Regions from separate parts of the Homo sapiens genome. Here region 1 is linked to region 2. A link is an interaction called in ENCODE POLR2A ChIA-PET data of the cell type or tissue named here. Cell type or tissue: PC-9. All regions are shown on one strand.

Evidence for each region. Peaks named below come from ENCODE experiments on the same cell type or tissue, not always from the same donor. Only the 100,000 strongest peaks of a DNase experiment are listed, where the experiment ranks them.
Region 1: POLR2A ChIA-PET joins it to region 2 with 5 read pairs; 2 of 35 experiments call an interaction of 5 or more read pairs at or near these places.

The regions. Positions count from the first base shown.
Region 1 is chr10:69,230,935-69,234,934 of GRCh38, forward strand. It overlaps HKDC1 (hexokinase domain containing 1), which reads left to right. Exons shown (of 18, transcript NM_025130.4): 3 at 1,830-1,978; 4 at 2,080-2,199. LOC101928994 (a long non-coding RNA gene) reads right to left here and starts at 1,556. Exons shown (of 5, transcript NR_120648.1): 1 at 1,437-1,556. RefSeq lists enhancers at 900-2,099, 1,713-2,438. In PC-9, no CTCF peak of the experiment used is centred here; DNase peaks (open chromatin) are centred at 1,587 and 1,997; H3K4me3 peaks cover 3,389 bases; H3K27ac peaks cover 4,000 bases.
Region 2 is chr10:69,424,302-69,428,301 of GRCh38, forward strand. No RefSeq gene overlaps it. Among named protein-coding and RNA genes, the nearest start is that of TACR2, 9.4 kb to the left of the region's middle. In PC-9, CTCF peaks have their summits at 2,717 and 3,003 (motif pointing right); DNase peaks (open chromatin) are centred at 1,740, 2,220 and 3,030; H3K27ac peaks cover 828 bases.

The DNA of each region.
Region 1 (4,000 bases), 190 kb before region 2:
ATGTCTGTGAAGACTCTGAGGCCCCACAGACTGCTGTTGCCTGGGCAAGTCCTCCCTCTCCCAGGGTCCACTGGTTCCTTTTTTCTGGGGTCAGAGACAGAAGGGATCACACCATGTGGCATCCATGAAATGGCACCTCGAGCCACTGGTGGAGTGAGGTGTTTGATAGTGATTGCGATGCGGGCCGGGAGTGGGATGCCTCCACACCGACACTGGCCAGGTCTCAGCACATCCCCTCCCGTCCGATGGCAGTGCAGCAGCCTCTTCTTTTGTTAAACCCTCAGTCTATTCTGGTTGGTGTCAGAGGCATTTGTCCCCAGAATCTCAGATCTTGGCACTCCCTAGCTTAAAATCTTTCTGCAGCTCCCTCTCACCTTCCAGATAAAGCCCAAGCTCCTTGGGGTGGATAGCTTTTCCAAATCCTTCCAAATTTAACCTGAGAGCCACCTTCCAACCTCATTTCTGTGACAGCTGCCCTCCTTTGGCAAAAGCACACTCACTCTTAGCGGATGCTTTCTCATTCCTTTGCCCGTGGTTCCTCTCCCTGGGACCCCCGCTCCCGGCAGCCTGGCAGCCTGACTCCTGCTCACCCTTCAACACTCAGCTCTGTGTCCCCTCCCTGCAAAGCCAGCTGCCTTTGTCTCCCAGCTTTGACCTGGATATCTCTCCCTGTGCCTCTCACAATCTGAGCACTGGTCCTACTATATGGAAATAGCTGATTTATGCGCCTGTATTTCGGATCAATTTCCCAGGGAGCACACCGTCTTTCATCTGCGCATCCCTAGCACCTAACACATGTTACTCAGCACAGAGTAGATGCTCAGTAAATGTGTGGACATAGATTGTGGGATCTACCCTACCTCCTACACAGCAAGACAGCATCTGGGAGAACCCTCTTACTTGGTGCATAATATATACTAATAAAAGTTGCATAGGATTAACTCCCTGAATTCCCTCACCAAATAATAAATGACTCCATCAGCTCCTTTGTGGCTGATCTGTGAAGGTAAGAATTTCCGGATGTCTACACAAAAACAAAAAATCGAGCTGGCTGCACCTTTGCTACTCTAACTATGGTCTACAGACCAGCAACAGCAGCAACATCACCAAGTTGGCCAGGCTGTTCTTGAACTGCTGACCTCAGGTGATCTGCCCGTCTCGGCCTCCCAAAATGCTGGGATTACAGGCATGAGCCACTGTGCCCAGCCCCCACCTTTCAATTAATGGCATCTGTCTTGGGCTGGGCTGGGTTGTGTTCCAATGTCTCCTTTTGGAGTGGCTCTGGCCTAAAAAAATCAGCATCCTTGGCACCTCAAGGGCCATTGTTTAGTCCCTGTCTCCTCTCCCCTCCAGGAGTGTTTTCCCTCTGCCCATAGGATCATCGGCTGCAGGAGGCTGGCTGCTCCTCGCCGCACATCCTGTCTTCCCCCTCATACCTTTATCCGAGTTTCCCCAGGCTGGGAGCACCAGCTCTCTCTTCCCAGTGATGGCATCCCAGGATGGGCTCCACCGTCGAGGCCACCTCTCATACCACCGCAAGGGCTGTGCTCACATTTGCCCTCTCCAGTTGACATGCACATTCCTACAGCATGAGCCAGTGGGTTGGGCTCAGGCTGCAGAGTCAGGCTGACTTAGTTCACATCTCAGCTCTGCGCCTTACCTCGAGGGCTCTGAGAAATGGCCAGAGTCCTCAGCCTTGGCAAATGAGCATAATGATACCTAGTGGCTGTGATTTGAAGACGTTGATTATATGTCCAACCTCTAATGCAGAGCTTGCCATATCTGTAGTAGACCCTCAATAAATGGAAACTGAATTTGTTTCTTAATAGAAAATGGGGAGTTCCTTTCCCTGGATCTCGGAGGGTCCAAGTTCCGAGTGCTGAAGGTGCAAGTCGCTGAAGAGGGGAAGCGACACGTGCAGATGGAGAGTCAGTTCTACCCAACGCCCAATGAAATCATCCGCGGGAACGGCACAGAGGTACCTGGCAGGTGGCTCCTGTGACCGCAGGGAAGGCGGTGGCATCCGTGTGTGGGGAAACCACACCTTAGCCCATGTACTTTGCTTTCTCTTCTCTGCAGCTGTTTGAATATGTAGCTGACTGTCTGGCAGATTTCATGAAGACCAAAGATTTAAAGCATAAGAAATTGCCCCTTGGCCTAACTTTTTCTTTCCCCTGTCGACAGACTAAACTGGAAGAGGTAAGGCGCGGAGGGAAGCAGCAGTGCAGGAATTGGGGCTTGGGGAATGTGGGCACGGGTGGGAGTCAGGCTGCACGCAGGAGAGAACAGCAGGAGCTTTCTTGTTTGTCTTTTTCTTTTCTTTTTGTTCATGATGAGGTGGCAGCGTGAGGCAGAGAACTTGTTAACGCAATGGCCTTGATTTTATGATTAACGTGGGCACAGCTCGGGGGAGTAGAATGCTTTTCACTAGCTCTCAAACCTTGGTGTGAGGAATTCCTTGGAGGGCTTGTTTTAAGCACAGATTGCTGGGCCTACTGGAATCAGTGGTTCTGCAAGGAGGCCCTAAATTCGCCTCCCTGACAGGTTCCTGGCAGATGTGATGCTGCCTGAGGCCTGCACTTAGGACCACTGACATAGCCAACTAGAAGAAACATGGGAAGGCTGGGGAGTCTCTCCCTGTAGTGAGCCCTCAGGAGGAGGATTAGAATGGGGGCACTGGAGGACCAGGCGCGGTGGCTCACGCCTATAATCCCAGCACTTTGGGAGGCCGAGGCGGGCGGATCATGAGGTCAGGAGATCGAGACCATCCTGGCTAACATGGTGAAACCCCGTCTCTACTAAAAATGCAAAAAATTAGCTGGGTGTGGTGCCGGGCGCCTGTAGTCCCAGCCACTTGGGAGGCTGAGGCAGGAGAATGGCGTGAACCCGGGAGGCGGAGCTTGCAGTGAGCCGAGATTGTGCCACTGCACTCCAGCCTGGGTGACAGAGCAAGACTCCGTCTCAAAAAAAAAAAAAGGAATGGGGGCACTGGAGGAGTGAGAATGTCCTGGAGCAGACACAGAGCCTGGGATACACAGTCTGAACTGTGTCACCAGCTAGGCCGGGGTTCCTGGTAACTCATCTCTGTGTGTCTCAGTTTTCAATCTGTAAGCAGGAGGAAGCTAACCCAATCTTATGTGAATAAAGACAGCAAATAAGGGGACGTTCTGGGGCCAGGTTGGGGGAGTTACTGTCAAGAGTCTAGTCTCCCCGGGCCACTCCTGTCTGGGTTGGGGACCCTGATCAATCTCCTCCTCCTGGCCCTCCTGGTTATGATGCCCAGTTGACAGTCACATGGACCTCCTTGGGATGTGCTTGATATTGTTGGCTTGAGTCACTTATTGGTGTGGAATAGTGAAAGGGAATGAGCTTTCATGTTCCACACACATGGCTTTGAATCATGGTTCAGGACAAATTGTGTCCCCTTGGACCAGTTCCTTAATTTCATGAGCCTCTTGTTTTCTCTTTGAGAAAATTTTATTTATTTTTATTTTTTTCTTTGTAGAGATGAGGTCTCACTATATTGCCCAAGCTGGTCTCAAACTCCTGGGTTTAAGTAATCTGCCTGCCTCTGCCTCCCAAAGCGTTGGGATTACAGGCATGGGCCATTGTGTCCCACCTTGTTTTCTCATTTGTAAAGCAGGGATAATAACATCTGCTTGTTGGGCTGAGGTGAAGCTTAGGCAAAGCATTTGTAAAGCATCCAACACTGTGGTTGGGCCTTACACAGTAGCTGCTAGGCTGTGGTGACTGTCCCTGGATTACTTGTCTCTTTGTGCTTTTGTATCTTATCCCTAAATTCAACAGAGGTTTTTGGAGGGCAAGCAGTGCCCGCCAAGGGCACAGACCTTCCCCGCCAAGGTCTCTGACAATGTGTTGTATTTAATAGGTGCTTGATAACTATCTCACAGTTGAAAGGTGTCAATCATTTATTTGATTCCATCGTGGGAATTTGCCATCATCTATACAGGGGACAGGCTGAGTTTTACTTTTTCATTCT
Region 2 (4,000 bases):
TCCCTGCCTGTTAGCTGTCACCTGGCTGACCAGCTAAAGTCTGCATTTCCAAGACTCCCTTCCAAGCTACATGTGGTCACATGATTAAGATCTGGCCAATGAGATGTGGGCAGAAGTGACACACACACACACACACACACACACACACACACACACAAAACTTCACAGTCTCATCTTTAAAGAGGGAGCTGCTGACTCCCCACTTCCTACTGGAGGGCAGTGGCAACAACAGGGACTTCCATCTTGAATCCACAGAGGGAAGCCATATTGAGGATGGCAGAGCCTGGGGAGGTCTCAGGGCTCTTATGTGAAAAAGAAAAAGGAAACAGGTTGGGCATGGTGGCTCATACCTGTAATCCCAGAATTTTGGGAGGCCGAGGCAGGTGGATCACCTGAGGTCGGGGGTTCAAGACCAGCCTGACCAACATGGAGAAATCCCATCTCTAATAACAATACAAAAAATTAGCCAGGCGTGGTGGTGGGCACCTGTAATCCCAGCTACTTGGGAGACTCAGGCAGGAGAATCACTTGAACCCGGGAGGTGGTGGTTGCAGTGAGCTGAGATTGCACTCCAGCCTGGGCAACACAGGGAGACCCTGTCTTGCCTGTTTTTCGAAACTCCGTCTAGAAAAAAAAAATAATAAAGGAAACAAAACAAAACAAACTTCTCTCTTGTTTGAGGCACTGCATTTTACATCTTGGGGACCCTTTATGATGGCATGTAACTCTAAATAAACACTAGCCTTCAAGAACTTCTTTGATGCTTCCACAGGTTAACTATTTTTGTTCTACATTCTAATAGCATTCCTGTGCTTTTTTTCTTGTTAACATCCTGATCCATCACATGTATTCAAAGTGTGTTTTCCCTACCATACTAGGAAATCCACAAAGCCAGGAATGATGATGACAGCCTTGATGACAGCCTTGATGACAGCCTTGATGACAGCCATATCCTCCCTGTCCTCCACTGTGATTGGCTCAATGATAACTTCTAATTAAATGAATGAATGGTGCGCCGATGAATGAACACACTGGAACAACTTGGATATGATACCATGCATACTTTTTGCTGTAAGTAACAGTAACTTAAACAAATATCTTTCTCACATAACCAGGCATCTGGAAATAGGTGATTCTGTGAGAAACAGCTCAGTGATGTCAAAAGCTCTTTGGGAACTTTGATTTTTCTTGGCCTTCCCCTCATAGCTGCAAGAGGGCTGCAACAGCTCCAACAATCTTTTTATCTAACTGCACTCTCATCCCAGGAAAGGAGCAGGAAGGAAAATAAGTCTCCTTCTAGGCTTCTCTCTTTTGGTCAGGGAGGAAAGCCTTCCCCAGGATTCCCCCCAGCAGATGCCCCTCACATCTAATTGGCCAGAACTAGGTCACATGACCACCCCAGGCCACATGGGAAGCTGAGAAAGGGAACTTCTTCCTTCTTCAGGACCCAGTGGGAATAAACCAGTTCTAACAGCCCTTGCCCCTCCTTGCCCAGGTGGTCCCATTTGGGAAGCCCCAGGGACAATGGGGTATCACGATCTGGTCACAAATAAAAAGCCATGCCTTGTGCTTGATGCTTGCTGGAGGATATCACATTCTGTCTCTTGAAATTCTCTCCCTTGACACTGGCCCACCCAGCCTTTCCCTTGACTCTGCCCATAAGCTCACCTGTTTCAGTGCAATCAGTGATTGTTATCTCTGTGGTTACAGCGTCGCTACTATTTACTGAGCACCAGCCACGTGCCTGGTGACTGAACAAGTTGCATAACCTCTTTGTGCTTCCTTTTCCTCACCTGTAAAATTTGTACTACCTCATGGGATTGTTATGAGATTAAATTAGTTAATACAGACAAAGTGCTTACAACAGTACCTGACACAAAGGGCTAAATAAGCATTTGCTGTTGTGAATTGTTTATATCCTCATTTCACAGATGGAATAAATAACATGTCCAAGGTCACACAGTCGGGGGAACCAACAGTGAAAGCCTGGTTTCTCTGACTCTAGAGCCCACAGCCTTTCTTCTCTTGCTGCCAGGCCTTGCTGTGTCTGCAAGTTTCTCCTCAGTGTCTCAAAGGTGGGATGTCTTGCCACAGACACTATTTACTAATTCATTAATCCACCTCCTCCTGGAAGCCTTCCAGGGCACTTGCTCTCTGCCCCTTGCTGGCTCTGGGAAGGCCCTTCTGGAGAACATGAGAAGCTTCCTCTTGTCTCTTCTGGAGGGCTGGGAAATGTAGGTCCTGCCCGCTATTGTGGTCAGCTGCAAAGACACAACGTCATCCTCCAGAGATGCCCAGCCCTGATGAGGACACTGAAGTCCAGGAAAGGCACTCCCTCCAGGTCAGACAGCCAAGTACTAGGGGAGCCGCAACTGGATCTTAGGCCTCCAGGATGACTGCCCAGCACCCATTCCCTGCTCCGGGCTTCCTCCGTGTGAGCATTTTGCAGAGACAGCGACTCATCCAAAGGAGACCCTTACTCACAGTAGGGCCAAGAATGGGGCTTGCCTGGGAGATCCTGGCCTGAGCATTACAGGGGAGACCATGCCTTACTCATCCCTGACCCTCCACTCCCACTCTGGCTCCTACGTGGGCCCAGCCTCATCCCCTGCAGAGATATGCAGACTGTAGCCTAAGTGCAGGAGTGCCTGTAATACACAGATTATGACACTAGAGGCCAGGCGCGGTGGCTCAGGCCTGTAATCCCAGCACTTTGGGAGGCTGAGACGGGCGGATCACAAGGTCAGGAGATCAAGACCATCCTGGCTAACACGGTGAAACCCTGTCTCTACTAAAAATACAAAAAATTAGCCGGGCGTGGTGGCGGGCGCCTGTAGTCCCAGCTACCTGGGAGGCTGAGACAGGAGAATGGCGTGAACCTGGGAGGCAGAGCTTGCAGTGAGCCGAGATCGTGCCACTACACTCCAGCCTGGGCCACGGGGTGAAACTCTGTCTCAAAAAAAAAAAAAAAAAAGAAAGAAAAACAAACGACACTAGAGGGCAGCCTCACTGCTTTAATCCTGGTGACCACAAAGGCTTTTAAGAAGCCTCCACCAGATTGATGATGATGATGATGATGATGATGATGATAATGATCGTGGTGGTGGTGGTGGCGGCGGTGGCGGTTGAGGCTACTATGTATTGAGCCAAGATGATATATCATCTCTAACCAGCAGGTCTTCTGTGCATACCATGTTCTGCTGTGTTCTGAATTGCAGAAAATGTACCACCTCCATCCAGTTACCCAAGCCTGAAACCTGGGCATCACCATCAGCTTCTTCCTCCTTCCCTCTCTCCACTCTACCACCTACTCCCATCCATTCTATATCCTAAATCTTGTCGCATCCCCATCTCTCCAGGCCCACAGTTTGTCCTTCTCCTCCAACTTTCCATTCGATTTACAGAAAGCCCCAGTCTCCTGCCTCAGGCCCTCATGCAGGCCAGCGGCTCCTGAACTTTGCTGCACATTGGAATTTCCTAGAGCTTCCAAAACTCCAGCTGCCCACGCCACACATCAGACCAATTAAGTCAGGATGTCTGGGGGTGGGAACCAGGTATCGGTACTTTTTTTTTTTTTTTTTTTTTGAGTCAGAGTTTTGCTCTTGTTGCCCAGGCTGGAGTGCAATGGTGTGATCTCGGCTCACTGCAACCTCTGCCTCCCGGGTTCAAGTGATTCTCCTGCCTCAGCCTCCCGAGTAGCTGGGATTCCAGGTGCACACCACCACCCCGGCTAATTTTGTATTTTTAGTAGAGATGGGGTTTCTCCATGTTGGTCAGGGGGATCTCGAACTCCTGACCTTAGGTGATCCGCCTGCCTTGGCCTCTCAAAGTGCTGGGATTACAGGCATGAGCCACCATGCCCGGCCATGCATCAGTACTTTTTAAAGCTCCCCAGGTTGTTCCAGTTTGCAGCCATGTTTAGGCATCACTGTGCTCTCTCTCTGAGACCCTCTTCCACGTCCTTTTAGCTGGGCAACTCGATAATCAGGCGGGTCTCTAA